Linked DNA regions of Homo sapiens: region 1 is linked to region 2. A link is a loop called in an ENCODE intact Hi-C map of the cell type or tissue named here. Cell type or tissue: PC-3. All regions are shown on one strand. Each heading gives the region's core, and the rest is flanking DNA. Links, peaks and the distances in the headings are about the cores only.

Region 1 (5,382 bases), core at 212-5,211, 580 kb after region 2:
AAAGTTGGTCATGATTTTTTTGTGTGAGAAATATAATAAAAATACCATCCAAGTTGATCAGATGGGTGAGACAATAAAACCCTTAATGAAGAGTCAGAAATCCTAATTTACAGATAGTCCACATGAGTGGGATCTACACAGGGATGCTGAGAGGAACAGAGAGATACTTTCTGTATAAAACATCCACACAGACAGCTATAAGACAGTTTTAGTCCAATACCAACACTCAGCCTCCACCAACACATTGGCTTTGTACCCAACTGGAACTTAATTTCACGTTCTAACTAAATGAAGAGGGTTTGCTTTTGGTTCAGTAATGATCTGGGTTTTGGTTTTTGTTGTTTTTTCCTGACAGGTTTAAGGAAGGGTACCTAGGATCACACACTACAGAGATTCCTAGCCCAGCGTGCACAGAACTATGTGACCCTGAATTATATGGAACGTCCATAATTACTACGGGGATTGCAGTCTTTGATGTCAGAGGCAGACCATGCGGTGTACAAGGCTTCTACATCTTCAAATTGGATACTACTATGTGCTTCCTGAATGTGGCTAAGGATACCCATTCAGGCTAAAAGGAGCAATGAGCCTATCTGCAGGGAATCACTGAAGCCTGCCCCGCACCTGTGCCCCACAGGCAAGCCAACTCAACCACTTCCTTAGGTACGATGAGAGGGAACAGAAACCTTACAACAGCGGTTCTCATCTATATGCACTGTGTATATGAGAACCATTCAAAGAGCTTGTTAAAAAAATACTGATTGCCAAGGCTTGCCTTGAGAAATTCTGAGTCAGTCTAGTGCAGGGCCCAAGAACTTACACGTATATGAATTCAGAACATACTGCAGGTATATGGACAACACTCTGAAGATAATGCCTGCAGTTAGTAGACTACTGCCATGAAGGGATGCTGGCCTGGTGTTGCTTCTTATTTAAGAGAAGCTAGAAAGACAGCTTTCTCTCCCAAATTTAAAATGTTCACTTACTTTACTTTTGAAATTCTAGGTAAGCCAAATAACAATTTTGTCCATTGTTGGCTAGCCTGTAACCACTGGTTCACATTCTGCAGACGCTGCCTATTTTATCTGTCGCTTCTCCAGGCTATTTACTTTCATTGCACCAAAATAATAAGGCTGGTGGTGCTCTAGTAACAGTCCCCCAAAATATGTTAAAACTGATAACCAGGCACTGTCCAGATAGTCTTGTTTCTCCTAAACTGTCCCCTCCTTCCCAGCTGCCTAAGCCTGAACCTGGGTATCCTTCCTTGCAGGCTTGAAGTCTCACCTATCTATTCAGAGCAGTATATGCTGAAAGAGAGGAGTTTGTGATGTGACTGATTAATTCTTCATGGATTAAAAATGCTTTAACATTTGCATTTTTAATTATGCAAAAGGAATCTGGAAACCTGGAAGAGAGTAGTTTTAAGATCCAGAATTCAATGGAAAGGAGAAGTAACCACTCTTTTTTTAAAGTAAGGTGGTCTCGGTATACACTATGCTTCCCATAGCAGGGGGGAGAAAAGGAAGAGAGAAGGTAGACAGGAGGAGGAAATGAATTGTGGCAGGCTCTCCACATTGTTCAGAAGGCAGAGATGATTATAAACTCTGGTACAGGAGAAGAAAAGCTGCCAAAGAAGAGAGGAAAATACAGTCGCTCAGGTTTTTCTTTCTTTAATACCCTCTTCTTTCCCTTCCATCTTTCCAAATTCTACCAGTAAGTCTAAGACATCAATCCACTTCCTTGCAGCCTTTCCTCACTACTCCAGCCCATGTTCATCTCTTCCTTTCAGTTCACCTGTAATTGTCCCCTGACCCAAATACTGACTTACAGAGTTTACCAGAATCGGCATGTGTATGGGCTTTTCTCTCTTAGGTTTGTGCCTTCATCATAGCCATTCAACATGTACATATCTTGTATGTCACTTCCCTGTGGCAGAACAAATTGATCAGCAAATATTTGTGATGGATGGATTTAAGGTGGCCCTAATGTCCACACCTTCTGGGGTTCACACCTTTATGCACTCCTCTACCCTTGAATGTGGACAGAACCCACACTTGCTTTTTTTAAGATTTAATTTGATTTTAAGTGCCAGGATACATGTGCAGGATGTGCAGGTTTGTTACCTAGCTAAACGTGTGTCATGGTGGTTTGCTGTGCACTTGCTTCTAACCAATGAGAAATGCAGCAGGGATCACGCAGTGTTTGTGGTTACAATCGTGGTGTCCCTCTTTATGCCTCTGTCTCTCTCCTTGCTGGTACTGAAGTCGCAAGGAGCCAAGAATCCCACAGCTGCATGGAACACAATGCTGTCAACAATGACGGAAGCAGGGAAGCTGATATTTCCCTAGTAGAAGCCTCTGTGTGAGAACCCAGTCTGGCTGACTCCTTGATTGCACCCCGAGGGAGACCCTGAGCAGAGGATCCAGCTCAGTCATGCTGGAACTCCAGGCCCACAGACACGGTGATATAATCAATATGTGTTGTTTTAAGCTGCAAAGTTTGTGTTACTTTGTTTTGTAGCAAAAGAAAACGAACACTCCATTGTTGTTGGCCTTGGCCATGTGACTTGTTTTGGCCAACAGGATGTTTGTGGATGTGACACAAAAGGAGTTTGAAACTGATTGTATGCTGGGTGTATTCTTTGTGCTCCTGACTTCTACCATAACAAGAACATGCCCACAGTCTAAGAGACACATGGAGTGAATATGAATCCAACCTGCAGCTTATAAGTCAAGCCCAGTGGAGCCTGGCCTAGATCAGCCAACCCCTAGCCTCTCTGTAGATGTCTGAGCAAAAAATCAATGCTTGTTATTAGAGGCCACTAGGTTAGGCAATTTGCTATGTGACAGCACTGCAGCAATAAACGTTCTAGACCTCCCTCCTCAGACCGCCCCCACACCAATACTACCACCCCATCACTTTAAACAGCATTATGGGGGCTGTACATTCTTGTTAAATTCAAGGAAATAAAGTATGGATGGATTTAAGGTGGCCCTAATGTCCTAGAAACACATAGGCCCTGCCCACAAGTGGAACCAAACAAATGGTGCTTGTTGCAAAAGCATGTTGTTAGAAGAGTGGAATCAAAGACAGGCATCACATTTTACGAGCGAGTTTTACCATGATCATTCATAGAATTAGTCACTGCAAAGTTCTGGTCTCTGGGAAAAATTGCACAAAGTAAATACTATTGCAGAAGATGTAACTGAAAAATGCTCACTGCCAGATCTTAATACATGAAACCAATCAAATGTGCTTTCCAGTGAATACCAGTCTATAGTCAAGAATGTCCCATGGAAATCTATTCAATTGCTTAGGGTGATACCTTTTGTCGACCTCCCCGCTACTGCACCCAAAACACCTCACTAGGGCTCTGTGATCTCTGAAAGTCAGCCTCCTGAGAGACCAAGGCAAGAATGTGAGTGCTTTCCTGGAGCCTGGTGAAAATATACCTGCCAACCAGGTGATTCGGTAAAACTGAACTCAAGGGCTCATTACTGGTTTCTCTTTCTGGCAGAGATTGATGACCTGCTGGGATCTGGGTCAAACACACAACTCACAAAAAGGTAATCCCTGTTAACATTTGATTTACTTAGTTTGCCAAGAGCTCAGGACTTAAAAGATGCCCCTTCAAATCCACTACTTACAAAAGCACAGGTACATGGTAAAGATTTTTTGTTAACCATATCAGCTTATATCATTTGGCCATTTTCTTTTTGCTATCTACTTCTCAGCCCTAGCAATTTACTTTTTGGCCTATGTACAAAATTCTATTCCAAATGCTAGTGAATTTCACACCTGCACTTGGCATCCAATTACTGCAGATGAAAAAGGAACATTATTCTTTTCCCAATTAAAAAAAAATTCAAAAAGTTAATTTCCAAATTGTATCAACAATCCTGGAAATAATGCAATACCACACTCCAAAAAAAAAAAAGAAAAAAGCTTTTTCCTATTGATACATTTCTATCACTCAGACAGTTTTCCCATGTACACATCACAGGGCAGAAAAAAATTCTATAGTTCTGCTAGCTGCCAAGCTCTCTGCTTAAGAAAATCTTTTCTCTTTCACCAGCCAGCATTCAAAGTCCTACAACTTAAGAAACATCATCATGGTCTGCATCTCAGCACACATAGAAAGGAGAAGATAGTAGGTTAAAGCTTCTAAGACTCAATTCACTTATACTCAAAGATCCTATTTTCTTCAACCCTGACTTTTCCAAGCCTTGATGATGTCCTTGGGTAACAACTCAATCTTCACAGGAGGTTCTTGCACTTCAGTCCCCTCATTTAAGAAAAATTTATCTCTTTACTAACTTCCTTCATAGTTCCACAAATGGAAGAACTCAAGATCCAGCCCATTAGTAAAAAACCCACTTTCCAAGAACATTGTTTCATCTTCACTGGAGAAAAATGAGAGCACTTTTTCCTTCCTTGCCCAATTACTAATTCTTCTTGTATCCTGGGAAAAAAATAATCTGGGTTATTTTACTTGTACCAATGGTTAAGTCCAAACTTCAGCTATTTCATGGATGTCATTTAAAGCAGACACCAGGACTGGAGTAGGCAAAAAGTGACTCCGGGAGAAACAGATGTAGGGCAGACCTGTCATGAAGCCGTAGTAACAGGCAGCCAGCAGTGACCACCAGCGTCTCAGATCATTAAGCAATGTCTTACTGTGATGTCATCCATGGATGTACAGAGTTGTAATCCTTTCAAAACAGACAGACTGTCAGCATGACAAAGTGGATACAAACAAGTTCTTGAACTGGGATGACTAAAGCATTGGGGGGATAAATGTCACTGAACTAAAAAGGGATCCTATGATACAGAACTACCAGATATTGACACCATTCAGAGAGGCAGGTAAACAACCTGCTTCCCACTTAGATATTTTTCTATACTGATTAGCAATTCCATAAAATATGCCTGATCTCTAGATAAATAGTTCTAATCTACAGATGTCAGAACTGAGTTCTTAATTGCTGTAAATTAGTGAGCAAACACAGGTTTCTCATTAAACCCATTACACCCCGTGTGTTAAAATGGAACACTTGTCATTTGCTTTTGTTTTTCGTTGTTTTTTTTTTAGAATATTTTTCTCCTGGCTCTCAAATCAGGAGCATTCTTGATAAAATCCTAGATAAAAACATTGAAGCAGAGAGACATGGTCAGGATATGTGTGGCAGGTTCCTGCCCCTTGAAGTGTTTCTTCTTGGAGAAAAAACCTTTAAATGGCAATGGATTTGTCTAAATTTTAATGATGAGCAGTATTATGCCTTTATCTTTGCTTTCTTAAGAAATAGTAAATTGATGTCACCCCCTGTGAAAGCGTTTGCACGTTCTCCCACGGTACCTGTTCAAAGCACACGGTGTGCCTCC
Region 2 (5,382 bases), core at 121-5,120:
AGCACCATTAATAATTTCACTGAGACAAGGGCAGAAAATGGGACAGCCCCAAACTTAGAGCCATCCTCACTCAAATCATGTCCTATTTCTTCAGCATGGGTCTTGCCTGCAGCTATCGGGAGGGTCCCCCTTTTCCAGTGAATGCTGCTTTCAGTGTGACCTCTCCCCTGGCTTAGATGGGCCTGATTCCTGATTGAGATCCATCTACTTGTCATCCGTCTTCCCTGGACCCCACCTAAAAAAGCAACAACTGTGACTGGCTCACAGGCTAGCCGGCTCAAACAGTACATTGTCCTGGAGCTGATGCAAAGGGCAAAATCATTCATGGTGTCTGGCCACTGGCTCCTTCCATCAAGATAAAGCCCTCTTCAGCGGGGAACTCTAGCCACGGAAGCACTCCTGGGCGCCCAAACACAGCCGCCCCTCTCATCAGCCCACAGCCGCGGTAGCACTTAGAGCCACAGATGACAAAGACCCTTCACAGAGGGGATCGATGACAGGGTGAGCGGAGGAGAGCTGGCAGGAACAAAGATCCTCTGGTGCTCAGAATCTGCTCTGTCCTCCAGGGAAAGGCAAGCGAACATTGTGCTGGTGATCATTTCTGCACCTGCCCGCCTGCCCCTCCCAAACACACACTCTCATTTTTTTTTTAAAGTCAGTTGTCACTAAGAAAAAAAAAATCTGCTGCAGCGAAGTTTTTTTTCATTCTCTGTGATAACCATGCCAAATGTAATGTTTATAAGGTGAAGAATGGAGGAAAAAAGACCTCTTTCTGACTATTCTCTCAGACAAATCCTTGGAAAAAGTAAAATTCTATCAAACCACTTTTTTAAAACTTGAAATTACTGGATTAGAAGAGAGTGTGTAAAATCTACTGCTTCATTTTCTTTTTTTTTTTTCCAGGAGGATAAGCATTCATAGCTTTTTTAGTCTACACATTGCATTTTTCCTCCCCATCTTCCCTGTTCCTGCAACTCAAAAATGAGAGTTAATAATGCCTGCCTCTCCTGCCTCTGAGGATTTTGTGAGGATGATAATAATAAAATAACATGAATACTCTGTGTTTCTGTGGTACTGTTTAGTTAATAAAGCACTTTCACTTCATCTTCCAACAACCCAGTGAGGTGGGTGATATGAGTTGCTGCACCTCAATGTGGGCTGAAAGCCTCACATGACACAAAACACCAGGCATCGTGCTCATTGATGGGGTCACTGTTAAAAATGATGATAATGAGTATCCACATTTTCAGCAGGACAGAATGGCTGGAATACTTCATAGGCTGCTCCAGGCATCCTCTACTACTGTATTTTTGCTTCCCAAAGAAGTGGGTGAATTGAGGTATGCTAGGGTTAGTTGTGGCAGGGTTGGGACAACAGCTCCATTTGTTATACCACGCCTCCTAGTGCCCGCCCTTTCTAAATCCTGTATCCCCTAGAAAGATTGTGAACTTATTCAGCTTAATTCTCTCCTACTCCAGTGAGCCCTCACTGCCTTCCACCTGTCTTGGTCACATCATTCCGTAGTCAAGAGTGTCTGTGGTCCATGAGACAGCATGGAAGCCCACCTCCAGCATCCCTCCGGAAAGCCAACATGGTACAATCTCTTGTTTCTGTGCAGCTTGGCACTTTGTCTCAGACGCAGGAGTCGGGCAGGAAGAACAAGGCCTTTTCAATCTCTGACTAAACTTCAGAAATTAAACTGCTGAAATTAAATGGATTTTTCAAAATGTCACTTGAGTTTTTGTTTGTTTGTTTGTTTCTTTTTGAGACGGAGTTTCACTCTTGTTGCCCAAGCCGGAGTGCAATGGCGTGATCTTGGCTCACTGCAACCTCCACCTCCCGGGTACAAGTGATTCTCCTTCCTCAGCCTCCTGAGTAGCTGGGATTACAGGCGCACGCCACCACGCCCAGCTAATTTTGTATTTTTAGTGGAGACGGGGTTTCTCCATGTTGGCCAGGCTGGTCTCAAACTCCTGACCTCAGATGATCTGCCCACCTCGGCCTCCCAAAGTACTGGGATTATAGGCGTGAGCCACGGCGCCTGGCCGCCACTTGAATTTTAGATGACATTTCCCACCTAGAATCCTACTCCTTCATTGATGACAGCCACCTTCTCCTTGGTCCAGTGTCACTGCTCTCTTTGGTCTCAGATGGTGTTTCCTTGGGGAGCCTTTGAGGAGTTCTCCGAGTTCTTCTGTGGGCAGCCACAGCACTTTGAGGTCACCCACCTGTAGCAGCGTCATCTCTTGTTTTCTCTGTTATCACTATCAGTTTTCAAGACGATGAGCTTCTTGAAGGCAAGAACTATGATGCCTTTATCTTTCCATTTAAGGCACCTAGTTCATGGTTAACAAGTATTTTTTAAATGAGTTGATAAGATGAATGAGTTAATCAAAGTGGCTTGGAGGAGAGAGAAAGTACTCGCCATCTGGGCTTGCATGGAGCACCTAGACTCATGGGGGATCTGTCAGATGACTGTACTCACCAGAATCACAGTGATTGGAGTTAATCCTGCACCCTCAAAGTTACCTCTGCTTCACTCTATCTTTACACTGCAAAAGCATCATCCATCAACCACCTATCAACCCACAAGTTTCAAAGATTATTTTACAAGGTGGTGGGGAGTATACGTGTGAATTTTTCATAAAGTTCTCATTTAAGGGAAAGATCAGAAAATAATGAGCTAAGTTTTTCTAACAGTCACCACTCTGGTTTCTTGAGGCCCTGAGCACGGAGCTAGGCACACTCTCTTTGCTGACTGGAGCTACTGACTTACGTGGACACCCAGGCTACTCAAATGCTGCAGTAGGGCAGAAGTGAACACCAGGCGGTCAGGACGCAGTGCAGTTGCTCTGGGATTCATCTCTGCCCCTCCCTCAGTCAGTGCCAAATATGAATGAATCATCTCCTGGCTTGGATAACCTGCATCTGCTGCAATGCATTGCTGGCACTCATCTTCTATCGCATTTCAGTTCCTTCAGACAAGTCCCACTTTGCATGATTGATCATTATTTTTACTTTCATGAGGTTTAGGTGGGTGGGATGAAAACCACAGCAAAACAGTATGGCAGGAAGTTCCCTTGCAAAAGATTCATGTATTACCTTTGGGTTATGGCTTCTTAAAACCCAAATTCTTAAGTGTTCTGAGGTTAAAAGCTTCCTATTTGCCACAAAGTTTAAGAATGATGATTTAGCTTGTGTTAGTTTACAAATGCAATTTTGCATTTGGCTGTCTTTAGATGAATTAGTCTTTAATTTTCACGGGGGAAGGTCACTATTAGAGAGATGGATTCTGGATTCCCGACAGAGCTCATTTGGGAAATGAAACTGAGGAATTCTGCTTAAGATACACAGTCTACCTCTTCTCCAGAAATGTTCTTGGTTGGGAGTGAGGTGAGAAGGGAACTGGCTGAGTGGTTCAGGTCTGGAAAGTGTGTTAGGTTGTTCTAGATCACTGAGGTAAATGGAGGAAAAATAAGGGTGTAGTAACAGCCTATAAACTTTTCCTTCGATTTCCTTTCTCCTTGTCTCCCAATAAGTAGATTAAAATAGGAAGGAATCCTGAATCTAATTAATCTCATCATAATATTTTAATTTTATAATTATAGCTACCATTTATCATTCAATAATAATGACTTATTATTTGTTAACCATACCATGTGTAGCCCAATGAGCTGGCCACTGTTATTACCCATATTTTACAGATGAGGAAACTGCTGCTCAGAGCTGCGATGTCACCTGCCTAAGGTCACACTACTTAACACATGGCAGAGCCAGCATCATAACTGAAACTGAGGTTCGTCGGATGCTGCAGTCAATGCTGTATGCACCTCTTTTCTATTTTCTTTCTTGTTTAGAGGATAAGAAGAAGGACATCCTCCGGTGTTAGAGGACCTGTTCTAAGTCACACATCTGGCTAGTGGCACTGCCGTGATAATCACCACGGTCTCTTGACCCAAGGCTCTCCCTCCACTGTGTATGGCCCTGTCACCATAGTACCCGACACGGAAACCATACAACCACATAGCTTCAATATTCTGAGACACTTCCAATTCCTTACAATCGTTTTCTTTTTGATAAGAATTATTTCTATTGTATACCTAAATAATGTGTTTTTATAGACTTCTCTTTGTTCTATCCACAAATTCACAACTTATTTCATAAGGTACTGCTTTTTAGATCATAGTTTTTAATTTTCAGTTGGGAAAAAATGGCCACTCTAAAGAGATGCCCCACATATAGCTTTGGAACAAGGGTGTGTGTGGCAATTAAGCTACCCTAAGTGTAATCTGAGTGGGCAGCGAATGGGAATTGAAGGGCTCTGAAAAGCTGATGTATTCCACCCCATCCATCCATTTCCCTGACTGAGGGTCTAAGATTCCTGATATTGAAGTCACTTCTTTGGGTGAAGGTATTGTATCACCAGTTACAACAGACATGTGATATTGCTTATTGTCTGTTTACCTCTTGCTTCAATGCATGGACTCCACAAGTTTTCTGGGAAGAGGTTAAAGTGAGGAGACCAAGGGAAGGCAAGTTTTGGCAGAAGTGGAATTCAGGAAAGAGTCAGGGCAGGAAAACTCAATACTAACAGTTATTTTAGATAGAAATAAGGCCCAAGGGGACACTTGGGGTTGAGGTTAGTCAATATAGGAAGAAAAGATTTTTGCCAAGTTAAAAAAAAATTATGATTCTCTTGCTAGCTAAGATACTTTCAAGAAATATTTAGGAATAGTTTGGGTAGTACATGGGTGACACAGTGCCACATATTCAAAGTAGAGAACCCAAGGAAACAGAGAAGGGTCCAAAAAGGTATATAAGGGGACTGAAAGACAAACTCACCCTGCTAACAAGTTCATGAAGTCCTGTCACTGACGCCTGGTTATGGTTCCTTGAAAGGGCAGCCTTGCCGTGGTGCCTGTCACACATGCCCCCAGTAGAGTTCAGATCAAATCATTCCCTCTGTGGGGATGGGGGTGGGGACATTGACACCCTGAACCTCTGAGTCTGTACAGCACAATCAGCCCCCTGGGTCCCAGCTTTCTTCCTCATGTGCAAAGCAGGTGTGTCCCCATGGTGTCCTGCAACTCTCTCTCCATCGCTTCCCCTGCCATGGCACATGCTGCCCAGTGCGTACCTAGAAGGGCTGGTGGGCACTCAGATGGGGGAAGGTGAAGAAAGGTCATGGGTGCCACCATATTCCAGTGACCACATCGGCCACCACCACCTCTGCCCTTCACCTGAGATTCAATCAGCCACACAACAAATCACCCGGTATTCTCATCAGATCAGACAACGTCTTCATTCACTCTCAGGTGTGGGGGACATGATTCAAACCAGAGATAAGGTCCCAAGAGGGCCTTGCTGCTAAATTGGTTGGAT

Evidence for each region. Peaks named below come from ENCODE experiments on the same cell type or tissue, not always from the same donor. Only the 100,000 strongest peaks of a DNase experiment are listed, where the experiment ranks them.
Region 1: it touches region 2 in a loop (6-fold over the local background); 1 of 110 quality-filtered maps calls a loop at or near these places.

The regions. Positions count from the first base shown.
Region 1 is chr10:34,135,038-34,140,419 of GRCh38, forward strand. All of the region lies in intron 22 of PARD3 (par-3 family cell polarity regulator), which reads right to left. Among named protein-coding and RNA genes, the nearest start is that of LINC02629, 230 kb to the left of the region's middle. In PC-3, for the core only: no CTCF peak of the experiment used is centred there; a DNase peak (open chromatin) is centred at 3,114; H3K27ac peaks cover 2,286 bases.
Region 2 is chr10:33,556,355-33,561,736 of GRCh38, forward strand. No RefSeq gene overlaps it. Among named protein-coding and RNA genes, the nearest start is that of LINC02628, 42 kb to the right of the region's middle. In PC-3, for the core only: a CTCF peak has its summit at 2,818; a DNase peak (open chromatin) is centred at 2,877.